Linked DNA regions of Mus musculus: all the other regions are linked to region 1. The links are chromatin loops, found by intact Hi-C in ENCODE. Cell type or tissue: left cerebral cortex. All regions are shown on one strand. Region 1 has its middle 16 kb from the start of 5031425F14Rik. Region 2 has its middle 31 kb from the start of Gm14268. Region 3 has its middle 13 kb from the start of Gm30908. Region 4 has its middle 32 kb from the start of Gm11468.

Region 1 (8,000 bases):
GGGATGGTGCTGCCCACAGTGGGCTGGGCCATTTTATATTAAAATTCGAAGTCAAGAATATGTCCTACAGATATGTCCATAGAGCAATGTGCTGGAGGCAATTCCTCTATTGAGATTTCCTCTTCCCATGTGTCTCGAGTTTGTGTTCAGTTGAAAACCGAAGCCAACTATGATGCTGGGTCAACAAAAGCAGTGGGAGGTTCCCTCCCTCTCTGAAGCCGTGGTTGGCAATGAGTGCCCAGTCCACACTCCACTGTAGGATGCTCTTCTTACCTGTCTCCTCCTACTGTCTAAAGGACTGCAGTAAAATATACATCACACTGCACACGGTTATAGAATGGCAGATACATCACAGTGCACAGTTAGAGAGTATACACCACACGGCACACAGTTATAGAAGAGAATATATATTATACTGTACACAGTTATAGAATGGAATATATATCACACTGCACATAGTTACAGAGTATATAGCACACTGCACAATGGTATGATAGAACAAACATCACACTGTACAGTGGTGATAGAACATATATCACACTGTACACCAGTGTGATACAGCACACATCAATCACACTGAACAGTGGTGATAGAGTGAATGTCACACTGCATGTGGCATCAATTGTTCAGCTCATGTAATCTCCACATGGCACCAAGCACCTATACCCCAAGGTGGCTCCTTCTGCTACTTCATCTGAAACTTAGGCCTAGAAAAGTATGCACACAGCTCTTGTCCTGTTTACATCTACAACGAAAGAGCTGGCGAAGCATCTGTCCCCAGTGTTGGAGCTTTGTAAAAACCTCTCTCCTCTCTCATTCCGAGCAAGTTCAGGGCTCAATTTCTGTTTACCCACATCAGCTGCTGTCTTGTCAGTCAGGAGGAATCCCGTGTCTCTGTAAGGACGGCTTGAGAGCCACTTTCCCCCGAGGGAGCATTAGAAGGGAGTTGTAAGCTTTTAATGTGTCTGCAGACGGTATGTCAGGGTGCGGGAGGGGATTTATTAGTTCAGATAGCCACGTGACACAGTAACAGCGAACACCACTTGAATCACCCTGGCTGTGCACAGAGGCATTCTGTGTCTAACATGGAGGGTGGGAAGGCCTGGCTTGTTTTATTCTTGAATTCTAGGCTGACAGAATCCCTGCCATCTCTCAATTCTACCATCTCAATGCATGTTCCTGTAGTCACTTTGGCACAGTGTGTGTGTGTGTGTGTGTGTGTGTGTGTGTGTGTGTGTGTATGCGTGTGCTTGTGGAGGTCAGAAGTCAAATTTGGCTTATCTCCTTCTATCCCTTGCTGCCTCATTGTCTTGAGTCAGGGTCTCTCACTGAACCCAGAGCTCACTGGATCAGCTGGACTGGCTCTCCAGCAAAACCAAGATCCTCTTGTGCCCACCTCCCTGCTCTAGGACTACACATGTGTGCTGCTGTGCCTGCATTTTTCTGTGGGGGCTGTGGACCCTAACTGGGGTCCTCATGTTGGTATGGCAAACAGTCTTTACTGATGGATCTGTCTCTCCAGCTCCAGAGCAGGAGTTCTTGGACTTTTTAGTGATTCGCTCGGACACAGCACCGTCCTCCTCTCTGATCTCCACGGCCCGGCATGTCCAAGTACCCAGACAGTCACAAGTAGTGGAGAGCTGTGACCCTGCCATGGTGGGTGACGGGACCTTGGGGTGCAGAAAAGTGTCTGTGACAGCTTTTGTTGCATTAGGGATGGGAGGAGAGAATTGGAAATGGGCTCCCGAGTGTGATAGCGCTCTCTCAGATGCGTTGGATCTCAGCAGATGCTTTGGATCTCAGCAGATGCTTTCTAAGTGGATGGATTAAAGAGCATTAGCATTTGAGTTCAGACACTTTTTGCTCTCCGTCTCCGTAATCTTATTTTGTCTGCGGGAAGGCCTGGCATCCATCTTTTGGGCTCTCAGCCAGATGAGTCATCTCCTTGTCTGTTGCCTCGTCTCCATGGTACCAGGTCTGTGTCAGAACCCAGCTGTGGTCCTGGCCAGAAACTGGGCCCGGCATTCAGACTCCACCGAGCTAGGCAGGTTTGGTCCTTTGATAGAGCCAGCCTCAGTCAGCACCAGTGGCAGGACCAGGCTTGGGGTCAGCACCAGTGGCAGGACCAGGCTTGGGGACAGTGCTGCCCGGAGCCCGGTGAGTCAAATTTGGTCTTGTGCCCAAATCAACTTGTCACCGCTCTGGAAAGGGGGTAGACTTGGCACCTCTCATCTCCAGGGCACCCCAGGGGGCTTGATCATGGCATTGGCATTGGAACCTCTGCTGAAGGAGATCAGTCAGGGTGAAAGAACAGAGAGACAGTCAGACCCCTGCTAGGAACTACGAAACACTCCGGGCGGCCAAGGTGTTTGTTTTGTTTTTTCTTCTTCATAATGAAGAGGAAAAAAGAGGGCAGAGAATCAACCTGAATGCTCCCACGGTCCCCAACATTACAGAAAGACACCAGTTGGAAGGGGAAAAAAAAGAAAAGACATAATTCAGCTAAAATCTGGAGGACGCTTCTCTCAGAATCTCACACTTTCCCTGAATTGGAGGCCAGCAAAGCAAAAGAATTTTTTTTTTCCTTTTCACAGCCGTGGTGTGAACGGGGCTATTTTCAGGAGCTTCTTCCTAAAATATGGGCCTGGAGGAACGTGCTGTCTGTCAATTACTCATAATGTGGTCTAACAGCTCTTTAAAATGAAACAGGGACAGGGTGGTGGGCCACTCCAGAGGGACTCCCGGAGATTCCTTCCTCCTGGCACCCTGTCCTCGCATGAGCTCCATCCTCCTGAGTGTGGACCTTGTGACCCAGGGAGACAGGTTCTTGTTTCTATAGATCAAAGCATTGAAAAATGGATTCCTCGGGGAACTTAAAGGATGACTTTATTGAAAGTTGAGAGAGAGAGCAACAGGCTCAGGATCTCGGCAGCTGCTGGCAAGAGGGAGGCGGGCAAGGGAGACAGAAGGCTGCGCTCTCTGAGTTAGAAGGCCAAGAGCAGGCAGGCGTAGCAGAGACATCTGTGAATGGGGGGTGGATGTGGGTGTGGGCTTCGGGAAGAGTGCTTGAGACACCGAGTGTCAGGGCCAGAGCTTAAAACTTTAGATGTTTGGAGAGGAGAGATGAAAAGAGAAAGAAACTGCTATGCTTCCTGTCGAGGGGTTACCAGCCACCAGGCATGCTATTTGAGTCCAAGGATGTCACCGTGTTTGTAGTTACATGTTCCTGACTCGGATGCACACACCCAATGGGTCATGCCGGTTGCGTCGGGGGAATCCGACACAGTTACACATATGGCCAAAATGATGCCTGGAAAAGAGCCGGCAGCCACCAGCCCTTCGGATTTGCTTTCTTTGTGCCTCGCAGTCCATACCAGCTGGACCTGGGACTCCATTGTAAGACGCGCAATACAGAAGAAGTGACGGAGATCACTTTTGAAGTTGGAGAGTGGCGGGTGGTAGCAGGCTCTGTGACTCAGTGTCTGGCTCCTGCACTTGTTATCCTGGGCTCCGTTTGGCTGAGGAACAAAGATACTTTCAGCTGATAGCCGTGGTTTCATTCTGCCCATACCATGGTATTTGTGTGAAGGTGAATTAAAAGATAATGGAATTATTTGTTTAGAAGAGGAAATTTCATGATGGGAGGGCATCCAGGCCCGGTGCCGAAGAAGCAGGTGTAGCTGTTAAAGTGAAACCACACGGAAGTGAAGCCTTTTGTACTGCACCCAGACAAGAGGGAAATGTCCTGCGAGCAAAGCATCACCCATCAGATGCCTCATGTTGTTACCAAAAAAAAAAAAAAAAAAAAAAAAATTCCTTTTGCACTAGAAACCTAGCCAGGAGGGTTCAGTATTCCCCAAGGGCAATTGTCTAGGGAAGTGTATCCCCGGGGTCAGTACACAGAGGCTGATATCAGTGGGGCCCAAGGTGGCCAGGCTACACCTCAAGGTCGTCCACGTGGTTCTGGTTCTACAAGCATGGGAGACACAAGATTAGGGGAGTCATGGAGAGCCTTTGTCCTTCTGAGCCCAGGCAGTATGTGGGAAGGTCTGAGTCCCAGGAAGGAGGTGATAAGAGGCCACTCTGTGAAGCCGTGATGGTGAATCCCAAATTGCAGTGGAGACGATATTGGAGATGCCAAGGCTGTGGAATGCCAACCACAGGGAGCTGTGGGCACAGTGTGAGCTGTGGGCATAGTGTGAGCTGTGGGCATAGTGTGAGCTGTGGGCATAGTGTGAGCTGTGGGCATAGTGTGAGCTGTGGGCACAGTGTAAAGCCAGTACAGGAAAGAGTCCATGTGCACCTCAGGAGTAGATTCAAAGGGGTGAGGCTACCTAAGTCTTTCGGAGCCCAGCTGATTTCATCGTAAGCCCTAAATGCCAGACACAGACCTGAAGGATATAATGCTTTTCTTACTGTAATTTGGTCCAGTTTCTCCCTGCTATGTCTGTATTCTTTCTTTCTAGGATAGGAGTGTTCACCCTGTCATTATATACTGAAAGCATGTAGCTTTTAAAAAATTATTTCATAGTTTACGGTCAAGAAATTTTAAACTTTTAAAGCATCATTAAAGTCTACGGGGACTTTAAAATCAGACTAAATGCAAGTTGTGTTACAACATGGTTCTGAGCCAATGGGGAGAAGAGGTGAAAGGCTATGGCTTAAAACTGATGGATTTGGGTGTCAGGTTAACGGAGGTGTGAAGGCTGGTATTGGGTTCTTACACGCGTTCTCGCGACCGGCCAGGAAGAACGCAACAAACCGGAATCTTCTGCGGCAAAAGCTTTATTGCTTACATCTTCAGGAGCAAGAGAGCAAGAGCGCAAGAGAGCAAGAGAGCAGGAAAAAGAACAAGAACAAGAAAGCAAGAGAAAGAACAAGAAAGCAAGAGAGAGAAAAAGCAAGAACAAGAGAGAGAAAAAGAAAGCACAAGAGAGAGAAAAAGAATGGCAAAACCCCGTCTCTTTTAAGGAGAATTATCCTCCGCCTAGGACGTATTACTCCCTGATTGGCTGCAGCCCATCGGCCCAGTTGTCATCACGGGAAAGGCAGAACACATGGCGGGAAAACTGCCCCTGCACGTGTGCAGATTATGTTTACTACTTAGAACACAGCTGTCAGCGCCATCTTATAATGGCAAATGTGAGGGCGGCTTCCCACATTGGGTGTGAACTCGAGAGGACCCAGAATCGCTTTGATGAATCTCTGTCCTTGATTGTGGATGTGATATGGCCAAGTGCTTCAAACCCCTGCCTTCTGGACTTCCCCACCATGATGGTCTGTGCCCCGGACCATTTCCTCCTTAAGCTGCTTTTGTTTACCATAGCAACAGACGAATAAATTAGATGTCGGCTGTGCAGCCTGGGAGATGGGGCAGTTATAAAACGAAGTAAGAATATCAACGAGAATGGTCTATTTGCTGCTGGGTTCCAGGTCCACTGTGGCTGGAGGGAACAGGTAGCTACACGCCTCAGCAGCCTTGACAGGAGGACAAAGGCTTCTCCAGGCAGACGTGCCAGCCAGGTTTCACTTCCCTCTGGACACACCTGCCTCTCCCATCCATTCCAGGCTGTGGTTCCTCTTGGCTGTCATCTCAGGCTTGCATGTGACAGTTGTTATCCCTGTTTTGTGCAGCTGGAGGAAGTCCAGGTCCCTGCGGGGAGACAGCTGTGCTGACAGCTCCTTCTCTAGCTCTGACACAATCAATGGACAAATCACGATGTGTGGAATGCTGCTGGGAGGAGAGATAGTTCCCCAATAACCTTGCCCAAACCAAACCAAACCAAACCAAACTCCAAAAGAATTCAGAAAAACGGGGCAAGCAGAAGCCTGCTTAGCAGTGTGTGCGTGCGTGCGTTTGTGTGTGCGTGAAAGAGAGAGAACAGAGACAGAGGGACAGAGAGACAGAGACAGGGAGAACCCACACTGTGAAGCTATCTGAAGACGCATGCATGACTCACAATGGAGAGAAGTCATTCAGAGGAGACAACGAGCATAGATTCCTTCGACTTGGCTTTAAATGTTTTAGGCATAAAATACATCGCACTACGCATGCACTAAAGAGGCCATATTTCGCAAGGACACTTAAAGCTCCGTGTGTGCCTCTTTTAACCTCTGCATGGTGTCCCACTGCCTGCAGTGTGTGCTCTCCAGGCTGGCTCTGTGGTTTTCACTGTCGCACACAGAGGCCTAATGAGGATTATACAGGCTGGCCCTGGTGTGTCTGAGACTGGCTCCTGAGTATATAAGGATGAGGGGGAGGCCCTGCTTCTCTGGGCCTTTCTAAACAACCCAACAAAAGGTGGAGACTACAGGCTCTGACTGGAGCCGGGTGGCCAATGGTCAGTTGTGATTTACAGCCATAATCCGTTTTTGAAGGCTGGGACCATGGCCTGTTGCTCTTATACATCCTCTCTGCATTTTAAGAGAAAGCATCTTGACCTTGGCTTAGGGAACTTCTGTCAGCTGAGTGGTTCCTTTGTAGACCTGTGAATCAAGATGGCTTCTCCTGGACTTGGGACAGTTCAGTGGGGAAATACTTCCCACACAGACGTGAGGAACTGAGTTTGCCTCTCTGGAATTAAGGTTAAAAAAACTCTAGGTAGGATGGTGTATATCTGTAATTCCAGAGCTGGGGTGCAGAGGTCCCCAAGGCTCATTGTCCATCCAGTTTAGTTGAAAGAGTGAGCTCAAGGTTCAGTGAGGGATCTTATCTAAACCAACCAAACCAAACCAAAACAAAACAAAATGACACGAGAACTCTCCCAAGCAATTGGGGTGTGATAGAGGAAGACACCCAATACCCTTGACCTTCATACACAGCATACATAGTGAGTGCACAAATATGTAAAAGAGAGAGCGAGAGAGAGAGAAAAGAAAAGGAGGAGGAGGAGGAGAAGGAGGAGGAGGAGGAGGAGGAGGAGGAGGAGGAGGAGAAGAAGAAGAAGAAGAAGAAGAAGAAGAAGAAGAAGAAGAAGAAGAAGAAGAAGAAGAAGAAGAAGAAGAATCAGAAGAATCAGAAGAAGAAGAAGAATAATCTTATCCTTCTGGCTGGGTAACTAGATGCAGGGACAGACCCACTCTGACAGTGCTTGAAGGCGCAGTCCTCTGTGCCTTCTGTTGCTCCTACCCTAGAACTCCAGAGTTGACTCAGGTCTGCTCCTTTGGAGAACTCCGTCAGGTTTCCCTCCCAGCCTGTGAACCTGCCATCAGTTTGTAGTTGTCTATTGAACCTGAACTGGCTACCGTTGCTAGCAATTGACTCTCCTTGATCTTGGTGACCACATCCTTTTTACATCATTGTTTAGAAAAATCCATTTTCCCATCCCGGTTATTTGCATTAGCATCTTCTGTCTCATTGTCCTGTCGTGTCCTGCTGTGTCTTCACACTGAGAGGGCTCTCTGAGGTCACAGTATCTGACCCGAGAACTCTTCTAGGTAAGGAGTCTCATCTTTGTACCTGACGACCTCTCCACATCTTACCTCTGTTTACATCCCTCAAATGCATGATCTTTGCGGTGCCGACCCGGAAGGCGCCACAGCCTCGTCCCAGTTTCTCTGGGATCCATCTCCTGCTCTCAGGAGGGCTGGACTAACCCTTTGTCAAGTGGCCGAGGCTACTAGCTCTTTTTCCTTCAGCTCCTCTCACTGACACAGAGAAAGGCCCATGACACATAAAGGGCCAGTGAGGTGCATGGAGACTTGTGGCTTCGGGGAGACAGAGACTCTTTTTCCACTGGGTTAAGCTGCCATCCTACAGTGGGAGCAGGAGGTGCTCTAGGAATGATCCCGAGAGGAAACCCAGAGAAGCCAAGGATGCAGAATTCTGACAGTTGGGCTCTGATGACATCGTTAAGCTATTAAGAGATGGAAGCTTAATTCCCTCCATTTAAAGCCATCCACTCCGGTTTCCTGTTGTGTGTAACCAATATTCCTGATGGACAGGATCTTTCGATTATTCGATGTTTCTTAAACTTTAAAATGTGTACTCAGTGTCTCAG
Region 2 (8,000 bases), 73 kb after region 1:
AAGCTGGCATCTTAGGATTATGAGATGACGAGAGAGCTCATCTTCCCCAGGGAAGAAAGTGATTTATCCCCGCAATGGACATCAGGTAGACCAAGCCAGGGCTGGCCCAAGAGACCTCAGACTAAGCCAGAGCCACATCGAAAGCTCAGCCTGGGCCTGGCAGAGACAAACCATGAGAAATGCCCCATCTTCTCCCTCACTACAACCGGGCAGCCCCCAGACAGCGCCTTTCATTCAGACCTGGCCCTGGGCCTTGGGGGTTGCTCCGGGCCAGGCCTGGAAGAAGCTGTTATTTTCTCCAGCCATGCGTGTAGAGTCTAAGGCTCACAGAAGCATCGGCTGCAACGGGGGCTAGGGAAGGACAGAGGAGCCTTCTGGAATGAGGTGTACTGGGCTGGTGGGCTGAGAAGAGCTCAGCTCCTGGGACAGTGACCAGCATGCAGGCTCTATATTTAGTTACTGACACCACAGCTACTTCTCATGTCCACCCACTTGGAAAGGCCTTTCCCAGCCTCCCAGCAAAGTGTCCTCCGCACTGGCAGGGGTGTTCTCCCTGTCCCCTGATGACCATCTAGACAACACTCCATTACACTGAGAACACCTTACTTAAACCTCCCATTTCCTATCTTCACCCAATAAGAGCCCTGCCCCCACCCCCACCCAAATCCCGCCCTAGGAAGGGCCTAGAACCTGCATGTTCATGCTTGATGCTTGGTACTGAACTTGCAGGGGTTGGAGAGAGGAGCGGGCCTCCACATGTGGGTCTCTCTTCTGTGTTGTGCAATATCCTCTTCCCTTCAGTTCTCAATCACCTTCTACCAGTTCCTCCCCACTCCCCCTCCAGTGCCCCACAATCACCCTCCATTCCATTTCATCACACATTCTAGATTTCAAGCCTTCCAGACTGTGCCACGCCCACCCGGGTTCACCCTCCTGCCCCAGGCTCTCAGGAAGACTGTCGGCTGGGTCTCAACAATGATGTACTACTACATAAGAGGGATTCGGACCCCACCAGGTTTTCTGCATAAACAGACCTGTGACCAAGCAGAATGGGAACAGTAAGAGAATGAGGATAAGCCGCCAGGATGCGACTGTAACAATACATATTGTTACAAATTGTTACAAATGTATAAGCATCATTACTTTTGCATTGGAAGGGTAAACCCAAGCATGGCCATGGGACTGTAACAATACATTGTTACAAATGTGTCCAGGTCATTATGAAGCCCAAGCCTGGCCACACTGAGAGCATCCAGCCAATCACCAAGATGCCCACTGCAGGACTCACAGGAAGGTAGCACATACGGTGTGGATGAGCTGGCCAAGGGGCTGATTGCATCCTGGGAGGATGGAATGAAACCTTCTCCTCCCACTGTTTGCCACAGAGCGCAGCCCACAGTGTCTGACTATTTACTTCTAGAATTGCATTTAGCATTTTGAGATCACAGTTAGTTAGAGATAACTGAAATTCCAAAAGCCAGACCACAGATATGGGTGGGCGGTGTGTTCCCACCCCCACCCCCCATCTCACACCCCTTTCCTGAAGAACAAGATTTGTTTTGATACAAGAGTAATTAGCACACACTCAGTAAACACCTTATGTCACAAATTCACCAGGCTCCTCACTATTAGATCTGCAGATGGCTTCTGGGTACAAAATATTTACAAATCTCATTTCAGTGGCATATGGCCCAAGAGACGAAAGCAACATAGACTGGGAGGTTGGCTTTTCTCCCAACGTGGGCTCCTCCCTACTGTGTCAGGGTGCTTTAGTGCCCACATTAAAATGAGGCCCATGGCTGGTTTTCCCCAGAGACAAACACATGACTCTGTTGGAATTCTTGCATATGAGAGAAGATTCTGGAAGGCTGGAAACCAACGAAGATGCAGAAGAAAAGAGGTGTGCCTGGAAAGGCAGAGCAAGCCCACCCCCAAATACACACTCCACATTCCTTGAATCTTCTAACCCCTGTATTTGAGAGGTGGGGGTGGAAGGATCAGGAGTTAATGGCCAGCCTGGGCTACAAAATATTCTGTCTCGAGATAGAAAAAAAAAATACACCGTCACAAAGGGTGGATTTATATTTTGTGGTCGCCTGTACAATTAGCCATTGTTCTATCCTTAAAGGAACCAAGTGCTGGCACTTGCCTTATTGTGGACAAACCTTTGAAATAATGTTATTTAAAGAAATCCCCCAGCCCCACAGGCCACCTTTCTTATGATTCTATTTCCATGAAGCCTCTATCCCAGGTGCACCCATGGGACAGAGGTTGGCTGGTGACGAGAAAGAAGCTGCTGACAAGAGTGAGGCATGTGTCAGGGGATAATGAAGACGTCCTGGCTCCGATGGTAGTGACTTCTCAACTCCGCACTTCACTAAGTCCTCTCTGGCATGCACCCTGAGGCTGGAGAGAGGATTTGCTTTTTAAAAGGACGGCATTAATGGGGTGTGGAGTAAATGGCACTAGAGTGGATATGAAAAGCGCCACCACAAGCCCTGGCAGGCATTGTTTTCTTTGTCCCTGTGCATCCCAAGTCGGGCAGAGGCGTGCAGAGGGTGACAGCTGCACTGGGCAAAGTGCCAAGCGCAGGCCCGCCTCCCAGCTGATTACCGGGCGTCATGGCTGGTTGACGTTGATTTTCACCTTCTGATGCGCTGAAGAGGCTGCTATCCTTTTTCAGTGTGATAAACATCACATCTCCCAATGTGGCCAGGCAAAAGCATTCTGGGCAGACCCAAGGCCCCAGAGACGCTGGACAGTGTTTGTATTCTCTTCTCCTAAGGCAGAGCAGAACAAATGCTTGCTGGTGCTGAAGGGCTTGGAAGGGCTGTTGGAAGCTTTCTCCTCGACACGATCGCGGCCCTGAAGAGGAAGTTGACATGCTGAGCTGGCTTCAACCTCATCAAAGATGGCTTCTGGACCTTGGACCTCGTCTTCAGTACAGCTATGCCATCGACTCTGCATCACTGGGAGGCAATGACGTCAGCACACTGCACACTCAACTACATCCCAGCCATCAGACTCATACAAGCACACACCCTGTCCCCAGCTTGTCCCTATCCCAACACCTCCTCTATCTGAACGTCTCACAGAGGGGAAGGCACGTTGGCTCTTTGAAGGCACACAATATGATCAGCCCTTGAGGCAGGTGACTCCTTAATCAAGGACTAAAATTACTGATGTTCATAGCAGTGTGGGAGAGACACGCTCATCACTCTCACAGAGAAACGATGCATCCAGATGTGCCCGGATCTCTGGGCCATTTGGAGTATGCTTGTCTTTTCTGCCACCCTTAGAACCCAGTGCTCAGGGTCCCTCTGGAACAGATCCAAGGACAGCTTTGTAGAGTAGCCAGTGTGCCCTAGGACTAAACCTAGGAATGGCTCCAGGAACTACCTGTGTTAGCTATGTTTCAAGGGCTTTACAACAGTAGCTCATTAACTACTATGACATCCCATGGAGCGAATGTCATTACCCATGCTCCACACCTCAGGACTCAGAGGCTCAGGGAAGCTGGTACCCGTGAAGGTACAGTTAGAAAGAGGAACAGCTGACATGTGACTTCCAGGTCAGCTTTCCCTGTCATCTGAGTCCCTGCCTCCGGTAGACAGGAGACATGGCCAGGTGGAAGCTGTCTCCATTCCTGCCCTGGGAGGCTCCTGGGCAGCACCTCTGCTAAGGATGAGACAGCTCTGTGTGAGTAACTAGTGCCAGGGAAGGACCGGAGCAGCCAGAGTCTCATACACTGCGGTGGCCTGTGGCTTCTGGGCTGGCCCTGTGAATGTGGTTGGTCTAATGATGTTGAAGGTTCAGAAACCCTTGGCCCATATTTCTTGGTATGTCCTCTGCTTCCCATACTTCAATGTATTCGTGGGAAGTGGTGTCCTGGGGTCAGCTCTAGGTATAATCTGTATTGTGGGGGGTGGGGGAGGCTGGTGCTGGGTAAATGGGAGTAGGGTAGACCAGAGGAGAGTCCCTGGATTCTGGACACCCCTTCTTTATTCCACAGTAGGACATAAAGGCCTGAGCTGGAAGCATCTTCAAAACAACATGCATCCTCCTTGTGTGGTCATCTGTCTCTGTTGCCTGAGGGGGGCTGTGGGAGGACTTTCTGGAGGAGGCTGCTGGGAGTTTGTTCTAGAAGCATCCATTATTGGACTTGAGGGGAGATGGAAGCTGTGTGACAGGCATCCCACGTGCCTGGAAGGGAGTGAGGAGAGAGGATGCCAGGCCTGCGGCACACATCTGACCTGCAGAAACCCAGGCTGCTGTAGCACATCACCACTGCAGGTGGCTTCCAGAGCAGACTAGAGACTTAACTGCAGAAGGGGTGCTGCACCCTCAGCCCCTGCAGAAGCCAGCCAGGAGGAGCTCAGCCCTGCCGAATGTGACTTGGAACCCGCACCTCCTGAAGGAGGCTTTACCACAGGAAAAACTCCGTGGGAGATTGGCTTTGAGTGTGTGATCTCTGTAGAGGGAGCCAGAAGTGTGGATCTGCACTCTGAAACTCAAAACTGGACCCAGCCAACATGAAGCTGACGTGGCTGCTGTGTGGGCATCACCACGTAGCCACAGACTCTGCCAGCCAGGGTTACACAGCATCCTCTCACAGCAGGCCTGACTTGATGCCCAGGGCTACTCATCAGGGTGGAACTCATGGTAGATGTCAGAACGGGAAGTGTGCATGGGGGTGGGGTGGCCTGGCTCGTCCTAGAGTGCATTTACTTTTGCACAGCCTCACGGCACAGAGCCTGGCTGTCATCTGGAACCACGTGTGAAGTGCTTCCAGGCCTCCAAGCACAAGAGCCTGAAGCTGCTTCCAGCCACGGCTGTGACCTGGATGGACCTGGAGAGAGAAGCTGTGTCCCCTCAGCCCAGGACCTTGGCGCAGTCCCACCGTACCCTACCCAAGCAGTCACTGTGTTGGTTCCCACCAAGGGATCTGCACTTTGACCTCACGGAGAGACACACCCACCTAGCCAGCCTCCCCAGGAACAGGACAAGGAGCTAGGCTGTTGTCCAGGAGACTTTTCTGACAGAAATCTCAGTGATTTGGAGGGATAACTGCTAGTGGTGGAGTGGAAGGAGGGTGTGAGGAGCAAGCCAGGACTCTGAGCCTGTGACTGATGCCTGCCTCCCTCATCTGATGATATTCTCTGGGACAGTGGAGGTCGAATTGGGGGTGGGGGGGTGAAAGTAGACATTTCAGGGGGCTGAGGCGTCTGGCATCCAGTGTCAAGTGGAGACAATAAGTGAGTTTCCATTAATGCTGGGCAAGCCAGTATTTCAAAGGAATAGAGCATGTTGGGCCACTGACAAGAGGTGTCCAGAGTAAGGGACAGGGGAAAGAGCCCCAAGAGTCTTCTGGGGCCTCTAAGGTGGCCATATGAGAGGAGAGGCAGGGGCTGGAGAGATGGCTCAGCGGCTAAGAGCACACTGACTGTTCTTCCAGAGGTCCTGAGTTCAATTCCCAGCAACCACATGTGGCTCACAACCATCTGTAATGGGATCTGATGCCCTCTTCTGGTGTGTCTGAAGACAGCTACAGTGTACTCATATACAATAAACAAACAAACAAACAAATAAATAATTTTTAATGAAAAAGAGAAAGAGAAGAGAGGAGAGGAGGGGAGAGGAGAGGAGAGGAGAGGAGAGGAGAGGAGAGGAGAGGAGAGGAGAGGAGAGGAGAGGAGAGGAGAGGAGAGGAGAGGCAGGTATCATGATCATGGAGTCTAAGGCAGCACCATTCTCAGGTTTGTGCGTGGGAATGCTGCAGTGACCATGACCATGACCATGACCCTGACAGCTAGCATTACGGAGAACACTGTCTAAACGCAGCTTCACGCTATTGGAATAGGCATCTAACTTTTATTTTATTTTGCCCACAAAGGGCACCAGCGAGCCAAGGAACCAAGCCATCTATCTAACAAGGCAGAGCTCACAGCGACAGGGCCGGGTAGCCTTGTGGTCTGCGTGGGTTCCGCCCATCTCAGGGAGTCCTTGATGGTCGATCAGTTAAGGCAGCCATGGCCTCCACAAGGCAGGCACTTCGGGCCTTAAATGACCTACACAGAGGAGGGGTTTGGCAGGCAATTGCCAAATCAACCTGGGCTGCCTCACGTACATCCATGGCTTACACAGGTAACCTCGGACTTCCCTTGAAATGGCTCCAGGAACTCCAGGAGGCAGGGCACAATGCCCCATCAGGATTTGTGGGGCTCTCTCCCCTATTCTATTCCCCGCTGCTGTGAGGTCAGTGCCAGGCAGAAATCTCTCTTCCTCTGCAGCTCTGGGCCACCAGCAGGACAGTGTAGTCTGTGTCCCCTTTGGTAATCACCCACCATAACCTTGCCAAAGACGACATCATTCCAACCCACAAAATACGGTCCACTGCGCCCCATCTTCACAGCCTCCTCCATGGGCACGGACACGAATGCATCCACTTGTCATGCAGCTTATGTAAACATGATCCCATCCCAGTCACACTTCCTGAACACAAACACATGCTCACTGATCTGTAGCCATCCACCCCACAGCCCAGCTGCTGGCAGTTGGCTGCGGGGCACAGGATGAAACATAGGTACTGCAGAGTTGGGAGGCTGCCAGGGTGGAACAGAGGAAAGCCAAGCCTTGAAGGATGAAAAGAAATTTGTTTATGGAAAGCCATGGAAACCCGGGATTCATTCATTCATTCATTCAGCCATTCATTTGTTCATGTTGCTAGAGGTGATGCCTTCATTTGCTTCTTTGTGAATGATCCCGCTCCCCCAAAGAGAGTAAGCTCTCTAAGGAAGGGTTTCTTGTCCCTTTCTCTCCACAGACCTGAGCTGGGTCTGCCATCCATCTCCATAAGGAAGCTCTTGATAATAACTATGAGGTCCACAAATGTCTCTGTTATCCACAACTCCCGGGGCTCTCTCTGCTGGAGGCAGCTTGGCTGACCCCAGATAGGATGAGCATTTCAAAATGCATTAGTGACTTTTCTTATTTAAATCTCCTCACACGAAGCCACTTAAGGGACATTATTCTGGATTACAAGTCGAGAGGATCATCCCACGGAGGCAGGGAAGGTGTGGGAGCAGGCAGGAAACAGGAGGCTGGCTGGTCACATGGTATTCCTCATCAGGAAGGAGAGTTTAAAAAAAAGTGGAGCCGGGCTATAAAACCTTAAGGCCCGCCCCAGTGATCCATCCCTCCATCACAGAGGATCTTCCCCCTAAAGGCTCTAACCTTCCTAAACTGCACCACCAGTTGGGGTCAGGGTGGGGAGCAAGCAGTTAAATCCATGAGCCAATGGGGAGCGTTTCACATTCAAATTCCAGTATCACCAGTTAGAATCTTTGACTCTTCATGAGCAGAGATGAAATTAGTGGCCCCTTCCACGTGGAGAGAATAAATGTATGAGGAAGATCTCGGGCTGCAAACCCTGCTGGTGATTTCAGAGCTGTGGAGAGCAGAGGGTGGAGGTAGGGAGTGGGGCAGAAGAGAAAGAGAGGGGAGGAGCCGGGTGGTGGTGGCGCACGCCTTTAATCCCAGCACTTAGGAGGCAGAGGCAGGTGGATTTCTGAGTTCGAGGCCAGCCTGGTCTACAGAGTGAGTTCTAGGACAGCCAGGGCTACACAGAGAAACCCTGTCTCCAAAAAAAAAAAAAAAAAAAAAAAGCGGGGAGGAGGGAAGGGGACAGCTAGACAGAGACAGAACATTCCCGAGACCTAAATGGCCTGGGTCATCAAATTGCCCCAAATGTCACCTGAGAATCATTCAGGGCAGAGGGCAGAAGGGGAGTGCAGAGTCTGGGGTAGGGGTGGGAGCTCTCTAATCATAGGAGGCTTTAGAAAAATCTTTCTAGCTCTGAATCCCTTAGAGATGCATCGGCTCAGGGGCTGAGCCGGGATAGCCGTTTCCCAAAAGACCCTCTGTGGGTGTTTTGGGGTGTTCTCCAGATACACAGTTGTTATTTTAGTAACTGTCTGCAGAACCTGGAGATGGGCAGCGAC
Region 3 (8,000 bases), 52 kb before region 1:
CACTCTGGAGCTCTCCAGATGGGCTGGGCCATTGTACACCTCAAAATGAAACAACCGGCTGGCCTCACTGCCACAAGCCTTGTTTCACCCTTGCTGCTTGGCATGCTGCCATCTGTCACAGACTCGAAGCAAGGCTTGCCTGCCTCTGCCTCCGCAGCTCTGGAGACACAAGTGCAGGCAGACCACCATGTCCAGCTCTTACTCTTTTGTCTGGTTTCAGGGTTTGAACCCAGGTCCTCGCAGTCTGAAGGCGAATGCTTTACTGACTGAGCCAGCTCCGCAGTCTCAGCTGCTGTTACTCTTGCTGCTATTATTGTGCTTGGAGTCCCCTGTTGGTCCCCTGTTCCTGCTGTACCTTTGCAGGTTCTCTGCCTAGTGGTGTTCCCTCAGCAGGACACTCCCAGGACCCTTCCCCAGCCAGCAGGCTCTCCGTATCCCTTCAACGCAGTGTTAGATGGCTCCTTCATCCCAACCCTGTCTTATCTTGCTGCAGGCAGAAGCCACCGACCTCTAAGTTAAACATACGCATATTCTTCCACCCAAGTAGTCCCTATTTTTAGGAAAGTGTCCCATAGAAACCGAGGCTCATCTATATGCGCATATGTATGCATACATATGCTTTGGATAACAAATATTCAAAGATATTTATTCCAGTCCTGATTGTGGCTGATCCTAGTTGATCATAGAATCTGAAAATATCTCGGAGCACTGCAGCACCACGGGGCAGTGTTATCATTAACACAGAGTGTCTCTAGGAGATGCTGTCCTTAGGGACCACCCTGGTGCATGTGTGTGTCTTTGACTGGACATAAGAATGCACCGAGTCGGTGAGATGAGGTTAGACTGACAGGCTTTTTAAAATCGTGATTAATATTGTTGTCTTGATGTATCTTAGTAACAGATAACATGTGAGCAATCTACATACCTATGAACGTGAGCGTGTGCACAGGGACCCACACAGACACAGTTAAATACCGAGAAAGCAGCTTCTGGTGGAGAGCCTCAAGCCCCTCGAGACTGACATGTTAGCTCTGAGGGAGTTTCTGCAACAGAGGGATAGAGAGGGAAAGGAGGTTTTCTAGCCATTAGGAAGCACCCAATGTGTGCATTCACACACGTGTGTGTGTGTGTGCATCACTGTGTGTGCATCAGTGTGCATGTGTGTGTGTTGTGCACATGTGTATGTGCATCAGTGTGGGTGTGTGGTATGCATGTGTGTGTGCATCAGTGTGGGTGTGTGGTATGAATATGTGTGTGTGCATCAATGTGGGTGTGTGGTATGCATGTGTGTGTATGTGTGTGAACATCAGTGTGGGTGTGTGGTATGCATGTGTGTTTATGTATATGGTATGCAATGTGTGTGTGTGTGTATATGGTATGCATGTGTGTGTGTGTATATGGTATGCATTGTGTGTGTGTATATGGTATGCATGTGTGTGTGCGTGCATCAGTGTAGGTGTGTGGTATGCATGTGTGTGTATGTGTGTGTGCATCAGTGTAGGTGTGGGTGTGTGTGCATCAGTGTGGATGTGTGGTATGCATGTGTGTGTATGTGATATGCATGTGTGTGTGTGTGTGTGTGTGCAGCCTTCAGACTTCAGGAGTCTGGCTCACTCAGGGAATGAGGATTCTGTTCTTTATACCTGGGAGTGGGGCAGGAGGCCCCTGGAGGCCTCTGTGTTCTAGGTTTCCCGCCTCATCCTGGTCAGAGTGGAAAACTATCCAGAGAAAGGCACAGGGCAAGAGGAACTCAGCAGACAGGCATTAGAAGGCCTCAACCTGTGGAACTAGGCAGCCACATGTAGGCAGTGTGGAGCTAGCGGGGTATTGCCTCTTCAGAGGTGCAATGATGGATCAGGGAGCTGAAGGCAGTCAGTGGGAGGGTCTGCTAGTGCTGGGTGACCTTGCACCAGTGCCCGGGACAGGTGTGCCCCAGGCAGACTTGCATCCTGCTCTAGTTCTGAGAGGCCTGCCAGCTGCTTCCAGCTGTTAGTAAATCTTGCTTGCAAGGATCTGAGCCCTGGAACTGAAGTTCTCCTGAGAAGCCACAACTATCCTGAGGAGCCTGCAGACCATTTGACCTTGGCTAAATAAAACATCGGACTGTGGAAAGATGGAATTTGCTGACTGAGAGCTAAAGTTATCTTGGGCTGTCTTAAGCCATGAGCTGAAACAAATCGTTCCTCCATTAAGCATCTCTCCACTAAAACGTTGCTACTTTGGCTCCTGGCTTAGGGGAAGTCAGTCCAGGGTCATTTGGGTCCACACACCCAGGGGAGCGATGCGGCACTGGGTGTGTGCAGTTGAGGGTATCTTCATCCACAGAGAGGGAAAGGACTAAGCAGCAAAGGACTGTCCCAGGACTGTCCCAGAGTAGGCTAGGTCATCCAGCTGCATCCCACCTTCTCATGTTCCTGGAACCTTCCCAACTAGCTCCACCCACTGGTCATGTGAGCCCGTGTGTGTGTGTGTGTGTGTGTGTGTGTGCGTGTGTGCGTGTGTGCTCCTAGCAGCCACTGCTGTCAACCTCTGTGTTCAGCCTGGTCCTCTCTTGGCTACAGAAGAAGCTCCTGGGATACATCACAGCCCGAGGCATCTCCATCCTCTGCCAGCCCTGAAGCTAAGATGTGAGCAGACGACATCTCAGTCCTGCAGAAGATGGGGGAAGAAAGATTTGCTCTGGCCCGTGGTCCTAGGGAAGTTCAGTCTGCCGCATCAGACTAGGCACCAGGAGTGGAGGGGCAGGACGATCGGCTGGACTGTGGCAGCAGGGGTGTGGATGGAGGTCATTCTCATGACAGGGGACCAGGAAGGAGGCCAGTGGTGACTCTAGTGTTTACTGTCAATGCAAAACAAAACAAAACAATTCTGAGCCTAAGGGGAACGTGAGATAGTTTATTCTGTAGCCATTTTGAGTGAGCGTGGCTAAGGAACACAGATTTGAGTTATCCCAGATTCCATGGTCCAAGGCAGAAGCAGTTTCATGATGTTTTTATGGTTTTACAGAAAAGAGAAAGTCATAAATCAAGGCTAGAGTGCACGGGTGGGTACATCAGACAGATGGCTGCAGAGAGATGGGGGGAGCTGTCCTAGAGGTCTCAGATGTGTCTGATGACATTGCTAGCGTTTGGATTCGTGGAATCCAGTAGTCTGCTAAGTTAGTAGATCCCAAGTTTTTTATCTACTAGCCACAAGTTGTTAGTCCACACACAGAGATGGGCAAGGAATGGCTGTCACAGATGGCTAGATCTAGCCCAAGGTCAGGTAATCGGCTCTGGAACCTGCCTGGTTCCAACCTCTCCAAGTCACCACAGTGCTAAACAGCCACAGTCTCTGCAAACATGGCTGCTCCCCAGGAATTCTCATGGACACTGGCAAGCAACATTTCACCTGGATTTCCTCCAAACCTTGCTAAGGTGATCTCAGCAGCTGATGTGCTTTTATAAAAAGGATATGTTTTATGGAGCACAGTATGGTGAGGTGGGAGGGGGTACCTCAGCCAGCCTATGCTGAGGCATCCCTCCCCTCCATTCCTAGGTACCAGCCATATGATAGGTCTAGTACAGAATAGAGTTCATTTGGAGGCATGGGAAGGAGAGTTGAGGGGATGGAGAGAGAGAGAGAGAGAGAGAGAGAGAGAGAGAGAGAGAGAGAGAGAGAGAGAGAGAAGAGGAGAAGAGGCTGGCCAGGCCAAGAACATGTGAGGGTCGGGGAGAGAAAGGTGTTAAGGAGGGCAAAGGGAATCAGGGTTCAGAGTCAGAGAGGCCCATCTGTCCCTTTTATAGGAAGCCAGGCCTACTGGCTGTTGCTAGGTAATTGTTGGGCGGAGCTTAGAAGGAATGCTAACAGCAGCCATGACACTTGGCATTTGAGAGACCAACTCAACACACTAGTCACTGGTCTTGGTCAGGAAGCTGACCTGTTCTTCATGGGCACTTGTGCCTGGGCATTTGCATGTGGGAAGAGAGACATTGTCACATTGAAATTACCTCGACTATTCTATTTTCCCTTATATTTCTTCTTATGTTATAGCCTGGACATCAAATTTAAAAAACAGAACCAAAAGGATCATGTGTGGGACCAGAGCGATGACTCAGAGTTTCAGTACGCTTAGCTGCTCTATCAGGGGTGGGGGCTGGAATCTGGTTCCCAGTGCCAGTGTTGGGTGGTTCACAGAGGTCTGTAACTGCATCACCAAAAGATCTGATGCCCCCTACTGGCAGACACACGCACATAAAATAATAAAGCAAATCTTAAAAAACTATATAGATTATACTATCTGTGACTTTCATTTTAAGTTTGGACTACAGTGGAAATGAATTTTGAAATTGTATCTACAATGTAGCTTCAGGACTGTTAGGGGGGAGAGCTGCTCTTCCTTAGATGTAGCTCTTTCCCCAGGGAGCCTGTGACCTCATTTGAAGGAGCTTTTGAGCGCTTGCTAAATCAAGCCAGGTTTTCATGGCAAGAGCGCCTTACTTTTCTTCTTAGTTGCACGTCCTCCTCTGCCAAGACTCCTCTTACGGCCACGGCTGGAGGCTGGTGTAATTTTTATCCTTACATCCTCGGGCTGTCGAGACATGCCTGGAATTGTCCCCATCAAGTGTGGCAACCTGGCTCCGGTTTGTTACAGATGCTGCTGAGGCTGCTGCCAAATTTAGGCCACTGTCAGTGAGCAAATAATTTGTCCCTCCATAGGAGATAGAGAGACATCAACTCGAAGGAGCAAGGCAGGAAGCTTAGTCATGCAGATGGCACAGAGCACAGAGGGCAGAGGAGAGGCCTCCTTCACAGTCTGCAGCAGCCTGGGGTCTGGAGCCTGGAGGCAGCTATGGAAACACTGGCCAGGGCAGCCTGTGCTCGGCTCAGCCACAGAGGCTCCAGACAGGAGCAAACAGCACCGGTTCCCAGGACACCGAGAAGCAAGAAGTTAGCCAGAGGCTGCCTGGTCCTCAGCACACACAATGGGGGTCATTCCCCATGGAATCTGGAAGCCTCAGCTGATGCTCAACACACTGACTGGTTCTCACAGGGGACGGTGGGGGATGGGGGACGGTGACTTAGCAGCCAGGAGAGGTCTCTTGGATACTGGGAGAGCTGTCACTGTGATTCATGGCTCCTCTGACATCACAGGGAGGATGCAAAGTCAAGGTAGCCCAGGAAATGGGACATGGAGGCAGGACAGACAGACAGACAGACAGACAGACAGGCAGGCAGGCAGGCAGACAGGCAAGCAACACACACACACACACACACACACACACACACACACACACACACACACCACAGCAAATAAGGAATTGATCAGATAGGACGCCTTTAGTTCTTGTAAGCCACAGACATAGCCCTTTCCAGAAGAAGATCCACTAAATAAGGTATTCTGAAGCCACATGGAGACTGAAGACAGTAGGCACAGACCCCAGGGTTCAAATTATGCATCATCGGTGTCTTTTCACTTTTCTTCTTATACGTGGAGAAGAAAACAACCAAATAGTCGAAGAAAGGGAGGCTCCACATCAGAACCAGTAGAGGGTCTGAGCAGGAAGCCTTGGCATGGCTGTCTGCTGGCACTGGGAGAGGCAGGCACCCCTCTATCTGTGAAACGGGAGTGATGCTGGCCTTAAAGGGCAGGCTTCTACTGAACACTCTGGGGTCAGTCCTGGAACACTGGGCCCTCCAAGAGATGACTTTTTAAAACGTCCTCTTGCACTTGGCAAGGCCTGGGTAGCCCAGTAATGCTTATCCTGCTAAACGTTTCTGGGTAGAACTTTCTAGATGCCCCTTGGTGTCCCTTGTCTGCTGTTATATTAATACAACCTCCTATTTCTCAGTGTAAAGATGTTCTCACATGCGCCATGGCTTGAAGTGTTCACAAGGCTGCGTTCTGGTCAGTAGGAAGGGAAGTGATGGTCTGAGTTCCACATTGTGTCCTTCAACATGAGTCTGTTCCCCCGTCTGTACTCTTCCTACCTTTGGGAGTGTGACTCTGTTAGTGACTCTGTGGGGGCGGTTTAGGGTCGACATTCCGGGAGGGTGGGGCCACAGGCAGGGCCTGTTCCCCAGTGTCTCAGAACTGCAGCTTTAGGTATGGGTAGAAGGGGCAAAGGGGCGTGGGACACAGCTTATGGTTGTAGACTTGGCCTCTGTGTCTCCTTTACCCACAGGACCTGAGTTCTTTTGTCTGTCCTTGCTTGAAAACTCCAGTCTTCCCTGATTCCACTTGACTTCTGAATTATATCTTCCACCCCTGCTCCAGGTGAGGGACCAGCATGTATCGGGTGACCTGAGAGTCTGTGCTGCGGTCTGAATCTCCCCCTCTAGCTTTGGCATCTAGAGTGCTCATGACCTTGGTCTAGGAAGGGGGTCATCTGCAATCACAAGAGGTTGGATCAGAGGCTTGGACAGGTCCTGTGTTCTTGGGACATCTCTGACTTCCAAGTATGACAAGGCAGCCATGGTACTATAATTAAATTAAGACGAGGTCGGGTGGGAGGATGGGGGGCAGGGAGGATCATTCCATGCTGGCGACAAGATGAGAAAGTTGGGAGATTGGACAGGCCAGGTGTAGGCAGACTGAGTGAAAGGAGCGAGAGATCAAGACAGGAAAGACACTGACAGAGGAGGCCTGTGACACAAGTCAGGCCCAGCACTTTGTCTCACTCCACCCCACCCCAAGCTGCTGCCTCCCTCTTGGTATCTCCTGTGACCTCCACTTCTGAGACGCTTGGCCCCTTGTTGGCCTCAATCAAGAAAGAAGAGGGAGGAGGGAGTGGAAGAAGAGGCTAAGTAGGGAAGCCCAGTTTTTCAGAAGTAGGAACTGGCTTCCTCCAGTGGTTAGAACCATGTCACATGGCTCGGTAGAGCCAGGAGCCCTGACATCACACACAGAACATGTCTGTCACGGTCCTGTTGCTAGGGAACAAGGGCACATGAGAAAGCATGGCAGTATCCGACACAGTCCAAGGATCTGTCTGACAAGCCTATGTACAGCTGTTCCTAACAGAGGGCCATGGTGCCCATCTCCCCAGACAGCTGTGTTTCTGAGTGACGAAGGCCATTAACCCCAAGCTCCCAGCCTGAAGATTCCACCAGGGCTCAGGTTACCCCAAGTAGTCATCATACCCCTCAGGTGCAACAGAAACCCCAGAATCGCAACCGTCTATACACAGCCTCCTAGCAACACCCAAGTTAGCTCACTTAGGGTACCCATTCCCATCGCCCCAATTCCAGGCATCCCAACCTGTGGAACCTCAGCAGCCACCATAGGCCCACTTGCTGAGATGCCACAAGCCCTGTGCTGGCTGTGGAGCCCACCACCATCTCCAGCAGTTTAGAGGTCATCCCAGGAATAGGTCACTGCTCTGTAGGAGCCACAGTGGCCATTATTTCTGCTCCAGATCAGCCCTGGGTTCTTTTTTTTTTTTTTTTCCATTTTTTATTAGGTATTTAACTCATTTACATTTCCAATGCTATACCAAAAGTCCCCCATATCCACCCACCCCCACTCCCCTGCCCACCCACTCCCCCTTTTTGGCCCTGGTGTTCCCCTGTACTGGGGCATATAGAGTTTGCAAGTCCAATGGGCCTCTCTTCCCAGTGATGGCCGACTAGGCCATCTTTTGATATATATGCAGCTAGAGTCAAGAGCTCCGGGGTACTGGTTAGTTCATAATGTTGTTCCACCTATAGGGTTGCAGATCCCTTTAGCTCCTTGGCTACTTTCTCTAGCTCCTCCATTGGGAGCCCTATGATCCATCCATTAGCTGACTGTGAGCATCCACTACTGTGTTTGCTAGGCCCCGGCATAGTCTCACAAGAGACAGCTACATCTGGGTCCTTTCAATAAAATCTTGCTAGTGTATTCAATGGTGTCAGCGTTTGGATGCTGATTATGGGGTGGATCCCTGGATATGGCAGTCTCTACATGGTCCATCCTTTCATCTCAGCTCCAAACTTTGTCTCTGTAACTCCTTCCATGGGTGTTTTGTTCCCAAATCTAA
Region 4 (8,000 bases), 190 kb after region 1:
CTGCTGCCCCTGCAGGGATCCAGTCCCACCCAGTCCCACCCTCACGCCCTCATCACACCATCTCTGCTGAAATCCCAGGTGGCTTCCCTGACTTGTCATCTGCCCCCAGATCCTCATGGCTTACGTTTGGGTCACCCCACAGATACTCTGCTCTGGGCACTGAGCTAGGAGCCCGGTAGGGGGTTAGTGGACATTTGTTGAAGGAATCGGTATGTATGTGTCTTGCCTGATGGTTAATGGCATAGAAATGGCCTTGGGCAGTGCCCCCACCCATCCAGCAGAGACTTGACTCAGCTGCTGGTTCAGGTTTCACTACAGGGGGATACACTTGTATAAGAAAAACTAATTTCAGCTAAGTCAGTGTCACGCAAAAACTGTTTCACAACAAAGGGACAGAATTTTCCTTTCCCTGGATTGCAATAAAACAACTCTTAGTCAACTAAAATAGTCACAGCAGAAACCGCCCAGGTCCTGCACACACTGTGCTCGTTCGGCCCCCAGATTGCTGGGCCTCCTGCCTCCTTGTACCCTCAAGACAACACAGCAAAATTGGGGGAAGAGCGTCAGGATTCCTCCCATTTGACTGGAGATGACAGCTGAGTGACATCCCTGCCTTGGGCACCTGTGGGAGGATGGCAGGCAACCATTCACCTGGTCCTGCTCCACCTCCCTACCCAGCAGTCCCCAGGGCTGACCCCACCCCCAGAGGTGCTGCCCTGTGTAGGCAGGTGGGTGGACTGCAGCACTCGCCATCGCCATCGTGTGAGGGCTGACCTGGGAGAGGAGGCAGGAAACACGAGATCATCCTGCCTGGTCTGGAGGCCTGGAGGCTTCAAAGGGCTGTTTACAGAGTTCTGTCCTCTATGGCCATCTGCCACCTGCTTCTGGCTCGGGTGTCACACAACATGACCGGTCGATTACAGCCCAGGTCCCCCAGACTGTCTCTGTAGATCTGCACCTTCCCAAAGCCAACCTGGCCTTTATGTCTGGATGCTACGATTAGACCTCCAAGGTATTCTGAAGTCATGCTGTGTCCAGCACCTAAGGTGACCCATGGGACAGGGAGGCTCTGAGGAAATTCTGGAGGCCGAGGGGGAGGTGAGGCTGGCATCCTCCCACCAGCTGCTCACAGAACACAAGAGAGATCGGCTGTGAGGAGACATCCTGGGCTTCTCAGGGAGAGCAGAGTTCAGTCCCTGCCCAAAGTGTTCCCACCCCACAGTGTTCCCATCCCACACTGTCCCTAACCCACAGTGTTTCCACCCTATGGTGCTCCCACCCCACAGTAATACCACCCCACAGTGCTTCCACCCTTTAGTGCTCCTACCCCCATGGTGCTCCCACTCCACGGTGTTCATACCCCACAGTGCTCCTTCCCCAGTGTTCCCACCTCACAGTGTTCCCACCCCACAGTGCTCCCACCTCACAGTGTTCCCACCCCACAGTGCTCCCACCTCACAGTGTTCCCACCCCACAGTGCTCCCACCTCACAGTGTTACCATCCTACAGTGCTTCCACCCCAGTGTCACCACCTCACAGTGCTCCCACCCATCAGTGTTCATACTCCACACTGCTCCCACTCCACAGTGCTCCTATCCCTCAGTGCTCCCACCTCACAGTGTTCCCATCTCACAGGGTTACTACCCTACAGTGTTACCACCCCACAGTGCTTCCACTCCAAGGTGTTCATACCACACAGTGCTCCTACCCTACGGTGCCCCTACCTCACAGTGTTCCCATTCTGCAGTGTTACTGTCCCACAGTGTTACCATCCCCACAGTGCTCCCACCCTACAGTGCTCCTACTCCATGGTGCTCCCACCTCACAGTGTTCCCACCCCACAGTGCTCCCACCTCACAGTGTTACCACCCCACAGTGCTCCCAACCCAGTGTCACCACCTTACAGTGCTCCCACCCATCAGTGTTCATATTCCACATTGCTCCCACTCCACAGTGCTCCTACCTCACAGTGTTCCCATCTCACAGGGTGACTACCCTACAATGTTCCCACCCCATAGTTCTCCTGCCTCACAGTGTTATCACACCAGTGTTCCCACCCCACAGTGCTTCCACTCCAAGGTGTTCATACCACACAGTGCTCCTACCCCACGGTGCTCCCACCTCACAGTGTTCCCACCCTACAGTGCTCCCACCTCACAGTGCTCCCACCCCTCAGTGTTTCCTCCCCACAGTGTTCCCACCCCACAATGCCCCTATCCCACAGTGAAGATGGGTAGATAAACCATCCTTTAAGAAACCCTGTCTCCCCAGCAGCAGAGCCTGCTTGCTAGTTCAACTCCAGTTTTGGGTCCCCTGGAGTTATGGCTTTTCTCTGTTAAAGTAGAGGACTTTTTTGGAAATTCTATTTACTTGTCCCACCACCTTCAAAGCAAGTTGTCAAACACATGGATCATGACAAGAGTGGGCACGGAGCAGAGCTCACTAACACACATCTGGCCTCTGACCTCTGACCCTCCCTTTGGCTGTCCCACCCCCCAGAGTCCTGTTCTGGGTTCTCTCTCGTGATTTCTCTCCCCACCAAGACAAGGAGCCGCAGGAACTGATGTGCATCCTCCTGGCCCCAGAGCCCAGCCATGTGAGGCGCATCCGCGGTGGAATTTTCTAGTGTGGGGGTCTGTCCAAGGCTGAGCTGGCCTGGCTTAGGGTTCCCACCCAGGGAAACAGTCTGTCTTCAGTGGCACCCGGTAGCATCCCTTCCCAGGTGATAGCAAACACTGCAGGCCTGGGTTACTCTCTGGCAAAGGTTCTGCTGGAACCAAGAAAATCGCTGCAGTCTGAGGCCGCTGTAAGTGCTTTCTGGTTTCTGCCGAGCTCTTAGCGGTAAGAGCTCACGTGATGGATGCTTGGCATTGACTCTCCTTCCAGAGCCAGGCATCGGTGACAGTATCTCACTTCAGCTCAATCAGGACAGGCTAACACAAGGTCAGTGTTCATAGCTCAGGGTTGCTGAAGGGGAGTAGATCTCATAATTAATTTTCCATGATTTTACAACCATGATTAATTACTGAGACATGATGAAATACACTAAAATTTTATTGGAAAAAATCATCTGGGCAGCTGAAGTCACCATGGTATTAGACTGGGGACTGTAGGCGCGAAGAGATCTGCGTTTAAATCCTAGATTCACCGTGTTCCTGCCAGGTGGCCCTGAAGAGGACTCCAACCCAAGGACATTTCATACCTGACAGTGTCACTTACTGAGGCAATCACTGACTGGAGAGGTCGCTCACCCAAAAGCTCAGTCACCCAAGAGGTCATTTCCCTGGGGAAAAGGTCACCTGCCAGTGGCCAGTCTCTCAGGCTGCAGCGAGGACTGCGGGTGACCTCACAAAGCCTCACTTCCAGCTAACGGCTTTTCCCATCTCACTTGTTTAAGAGAAGGTTTTGGGAACCTCCCAGGCCCTTCTGAGCAGAGCCTGGAATTTAGCAAGGTCCAGGTGGCTCGGGAGGTGTCCGAGAGTGGGTCTTCACAGAGCAGGAGGCACTGGTGTTGATGCTATCAGGAACTCACAAAGCTGTGGAGGTGGGGCACTATTCTCCCTCCCAGCAGTATTTCCCAGCTGCTGTGAGGTTTTCCAGTAGTTCTTGCCATTTGCGTGGAGTCGTTTTAATGTGTGTGTGTGTGTGTGTGTGTGTGTGTGTGTGTGTGTGTGTGTGTGTGTTCTCCCATCTGATCCTTCTCGGTGTTGTGCTATTGAGAAATAGATTCTGGGGAAGCTGCCTTCCACACAGACCTTTAGGAGCCGAGGAGGAAGACAAAAGAAGAGAAAACAACGGAAAAAGATATATTTTACCTGTTTAGAGGTACAACATGTGTGGCTGTTCACATCTACAGAAATGCGGATGCAGAGACAGCAGCCCAGAAACCAGGGTGACAGGGTGAGTTATGAGCATAGCTCCGTGGCATCTGTGCCTCATACTCACCCTAGGAAGATTGTCACCCAAAACTTACCTGCTCAGGACCCAAGAGCAGACATTAACTGGAACGATTGGGGTCCTTGTGGGCAGGACTCACTAGTCCCCATGGCCCCCTTTCATTGATGGCCGTCTTCTCCTGGCTCAGGCAGTGTTTCATGCTGATTAAGTGGAGGGCTCCATACAGGGAGCCCTACTAAGCTATACTCCGAGCAGACCTCCTCGTCACCACAGTCTATCCAGAAAGCCGGAGTCAGTGAGCCCGATTTTAGGGTCCCTCACCCTTCGCTGCCCCTAGTCAGCCACGACAAGCCAACTCCTCCACCAAATCCAGACGTGGAGCGAACGTCCACATGGAAAGGGCTGCTGCGACCAAGTACTCAATAGCAGAATCTCCCTGTCCGGGGCCATTGACAGGATGGTCCAGAGAATGAAGTAAGTGACTCTGATTGGTTGTGAGGGGTCCTAGCCCTGCCTCAACCCCAGAGATCACCATGAATGGGGAGAGAAGGACCTCAGGACCATGAACTGCTTCTATCCAGAGCAGGAACTGCAGGAGCTTCAGGGATTGAGGTGGGGTCCCATGATGGATAGGCTTCTTGGAGGAAGGTAAAGCCCCCAGTCCAACATATGGAAGAGGCACAGAGACAAAGCTACAACCCTCTGCAGCATCCTCCCACCCTCTACATCCTCCTCCGCCCCAGCAGAAATCCCAAGGTGCCATCTGTCCCTCCTCCCCCTCCCTAAACTGAAGTGAGTAAGATGAGGGGTGAGGTAGGGAGTGTGAGAGAGGGGGCATGGGGGGATGGGGAGTGAGGCGCAGTGCATGAGCAAGAGTGTGTGTTGGTGTGCATACACACACGTGGGCTCTTATCCTCACAGGGAGTGCAGGAAAAGCAGGGAGTCTGACTCAGATCAGGCTACTGGATTTTTTTTTCTTTTCCTATTTTCTGTGTGGAATAAGAATTGAACTGTCTTTTCCTTCTTTCTTTTTAAAGATTGGTTGGTTGGTTGGTTGGTTGGTTTATTGATTGATTGATTGATTGATTGATTGATTATGTATACAATGTTCTGCTTGCATGTTTGCCTGCACACCAGAAAATGTCACCAGATATCATTATAGTTGGTGCTGGGAATTGAACTCAGGACCTCTAGAAGAGCAGCCACTGCTCTTAGCCTCTGAGCCATCTCTCCAGCCCTTGAACCCTCTTTTTAATCACGGTGTCATCACACAAAGATTTTGCTCATGGCTGAGAAAGAAAATCTAGAGAAAATTTATATTTGTATTTTCCAAAGCCTGAGTCTTTCCTTGCCTTGCAGGGGTGAGGCGGTGTCAAGATGCAGGAAACATGGTCTGTGCTACTCTAATATGGGGTGGTGTTTCCCACAAGGACCCCAGAGTGGCCTCTCTGAGTGAGTCAGGCAGCAGAGTACCATGCTAAGGCTTCTTTCTGTACCAGTGAGGACCTCAATCCAGCTGTGGTTTTCTTCTGGTAGAACTGTTTGAGAGTAAACAGCCCCACAAGGCCAAGGCTCCTGTTTCACTCAGTAGGTGGTCCTCATTCACTGGGGCCACTTGGAGATCAGTGGCACTCTTACACACAGAGCCATGAGACCAAGAGAAAGGTAGGAGTTAAAGAACCCCATTGCTTAAAAACTCTCTCTGAAGTCTACGAGACCTTAATTTTCTTTCTGTACATTGCACTGAGCTGCAAGGGAGGCTGTAGCTGCACTGAGCTGCAAGGGAGGCTGTAGCTGCACTGAGCTGCAAGGGAGGCTGTAGCTGCACTGAGCTGCAAGGGAGGCTGTAGCTGCACTGAGCTGCAAGGGAGGCTGTAGCTGCACTGAGCTGCAAGGGAGGCTGTAGCTGCACTGAGCTGCAAGGGATGCTAAGAAGAGCGGGCTTTGCTCTGAATGTAGTGCTCTATGCATATTTAAATACTTCAGGTCCTTGGCTGGGGTGGGGTGGGGGGCAGCTGAGCTGACAAAGTACTTGCCTCACAAGCAGGAGGTCATGAATTCTGTGCCAAAATCCAGGGTGTCCTCTTGTGCTTGTGATCCCAGCCCTGAGAGGCAAAGACAGAATCCCCAAGGTCACTTTTGCCTAATTGCTGAGCTCCAGGCAAGCAAGAGAAAGGAAGATGGATGGCTACCAAGGTTGTCCTCTGACCTCCATACACACGCATTCACACAAACGTAAACAGCCACATGCGAGGCTCACACTCACACACAGCCGAATCTCAAGAAAAGAAGAAAAGGCCGTGCCCTGTCTGCTGGGAAAGGCAGGGAAGTTGGTAGAGAGGAAGAGGTACAGTTGTTGACACTTCTTAGCGCTGGCTGGCTGAAGCAGCTGCTACTGAAAGACTGGCTGTACCAGGGTCAATCAAAAACTAAGTAAATGCAGCCATGTGGAGGCAAAGCTTTCCTTAGCACAAACAGCCAGACCCCATTCACAAAGTCTGTTCAAGAACAGGCTCTGTTGTGTTGCATGTCCTCTGCCATTGTGCAGCTGAAGGCCTTTCCTTTGAGAATGAGTGGTTTACAGCAAGTTCAATTTTCTGCTGTTGTGATAAAACACGGACTGAAAGTAGCTTGTGGGGAAGGAAGGAGCTTACTTGGCTTATAATCCATCTTTGAGGAAATCCAGAGGGAGCTTAAACAGGGTGCTGAAGTGGGAACTGAAGCAGAGGCCATGGGGCAGTGCTGGGGTAGGTTTCTGACTCACTCCCTGGCTCATGCTTAGGTAGCTTTCTTATACAGCCCCAAAGCACCTGCCTAGGGATGGCACCGCCCACAGTGTCCTTCTACATCAAGTAGCAACCCAGAAATAATCCACAGGTGTGGCCAGGGGACAATCTAATGGAGGCAATGTCTCAACTGGGGCTCCCTTTTACTGGGTGTGTCAGGTTAATACCCACTCTTAGACATCAGAGGATCTTCACACAGACCTTCTGGTGTCTCACTGATGTGGAGGTCTCTGGGATGGACCGTGGGAGGGGAACCCATGATCTCCCAAGTAGAACCCAGGGCTGACTAAACCAGGCCTCACACACGGCAGGCTCCTTCCTCACCAGGCCTCCCAGGATACAGCACGGGAAACGTGGTGGCCATTGGGGATACCTGTGTAGGCAAGTGCCAGGGCCTTTTCCCCTGTGCAAGTGGAAAAACCAGTGACATTGAAGAGGCCACCCTCCCTTTTGAGCCCCGGCTGGCTCTGCCCACGGGATGCTGGCTGTTTGCCTGGGCCTCTTGTTTTCCTCTATTTGGTTTTTGTAGTTTCCAAGTAAGATGTAAAGGCAAAAATATACACAACAGTGCATAATTATAACACTTGGGGGTTTTTTGGTTTGTTTTTGTTTTTTTTTAACTACATCACTGAAGTTTCCAAAATGCTCTTGGCAATTAAAGGGCACAGAGGGCCTGCTCTGGGAAAAGGAGGCAATGGCTACTTCCAGGATGGAGAAGGCACATGTGTTGGTATGTGCGAGTGCATGTACGTGTGTGTGTGTGTGTGTGTGTGTGTGTGTGTTTGTTTTGTCTGTGTGCATTCTAACCAGGCCTTTTAGGCTGTGTATTCTGGTGTTTCAGCATTTAATATCCTTGCTGACAATGGTGACAATTTCTGACAATGCTTTTTGCCAGGGTGGCCAACCTCCAGACTGCTTGCCTGCAGTGTCTCAGTACAAACCAGATCCAGCCCAGAGCAGATTCAGCACCATTCTCATTGGTCACTGGGTCACTGCACACCTGCTCTAAATGCCCCTGCGAAGGTTGGATGCAGCTAGGGACAGCCCAGAACCCTCTGAAACTTTCAGTTAGCCAACCCTAAACTTGTTTGGCTTGCCTCACCCTGTCATTCCTTCAAAGGCCACCCTAAAGACCTCTGTGCATACCTGTTCCCTCTGCCTGCTCCAACCTGAGCATTTGCTGGTAGCCTTGTGTTGTGTACTGGTTCCTGCTCAAGGGACCGACCGGTAAGCATAACTTCTTCCCTGACTTGTGACAGTCTTTTATATATTACCCCCTCTTAAGTGTGTCACACCCGAGAAAACACAAGTCTCAGC

What was found. Hi-C counts contacts between places; a loop is a spot of excess contacts. Peaks named below come from ENCODE experiments on the same cell type or tissue, not always from the same donor. Only the 100,000 strongest peaks of a DNase experiment are listed, where the experiment ranks them.
Region 2: it touches region 1 in a loop (4-fold over the local background); 7 of 42 quality-filtered maps call a loop at or near these places.
Region 3: a loop joins it to region 1, with 8 times the contacts of the local background. A loop is called at or near these places in 2 of 42 quality-filtered maps.
Region 4: it touches region 1 in a loop (5-fold over the local background); 2 of 42 quality-filtered maps call a loop at or near these places.

The regions. Positions count from the first base shown.
Region 1 is chr2:166,427,736-166,435,735 of GRCm38, reverse strand. No RefSeq gene overlaps it. Among named protein-coding and RNA genes, the nearest start is that of 5031425F14Rik, 16 kb to the left of the region's middle. RefSeq lists an enhancer at 7,076-8,000. In left cerebral cortex, no CTCF peak of the experiment used is centred here; DNase peaks (open chromatin) are centred at 2,587, 2,965, 3,364, 5,614 and 2 more places; H3K27ac peaks cover 1,884 bases.
Region 2 is chr2:166,354,686-166,362,685 of GRCm38, reverse strand. No RefSeq gene overlaps it. Among named protein-coding and RNA genes, the nearest start is that of Gm14268, 31 kb to the left of the region's middle. In left cerebral cortex, no CTCF peak of the experiment used is centred here; DNase peaks (open chromatin) are centred at 2,550, 4,533, 6,553, 7,072 and 2 more places.
Region 3 is chr2:166,479,973-166,487,972 of GRCm38, reverse strand. No RefSeq gene overlaps it. Among named protein-coding and RNA genes, the nearest start is that of Gm30908, 13 kb to the right of the region's middle. In left cerebral cortex, a CTCF peak has its summit at 4,224 (motif pointing left); DNase peaks (open chromatin) are centred at 505, 4,171, 4,523, 5,041 and 1 more place; H3K27ac peaks cover 2,302 bases.
Region 4 is chr2:166,238,227-166,246,226 of GRCm38, reverse strand. No RefSeq gene overlaps it. Among named protein-coding and RNA genes, the nearest start is that of Gm11468, 32 kb to the left of the region's middle. In left cerebral cortex, no CTCF peak of the experiment used is centred here; a DNase peak (open chromatin) is centred at 4,698.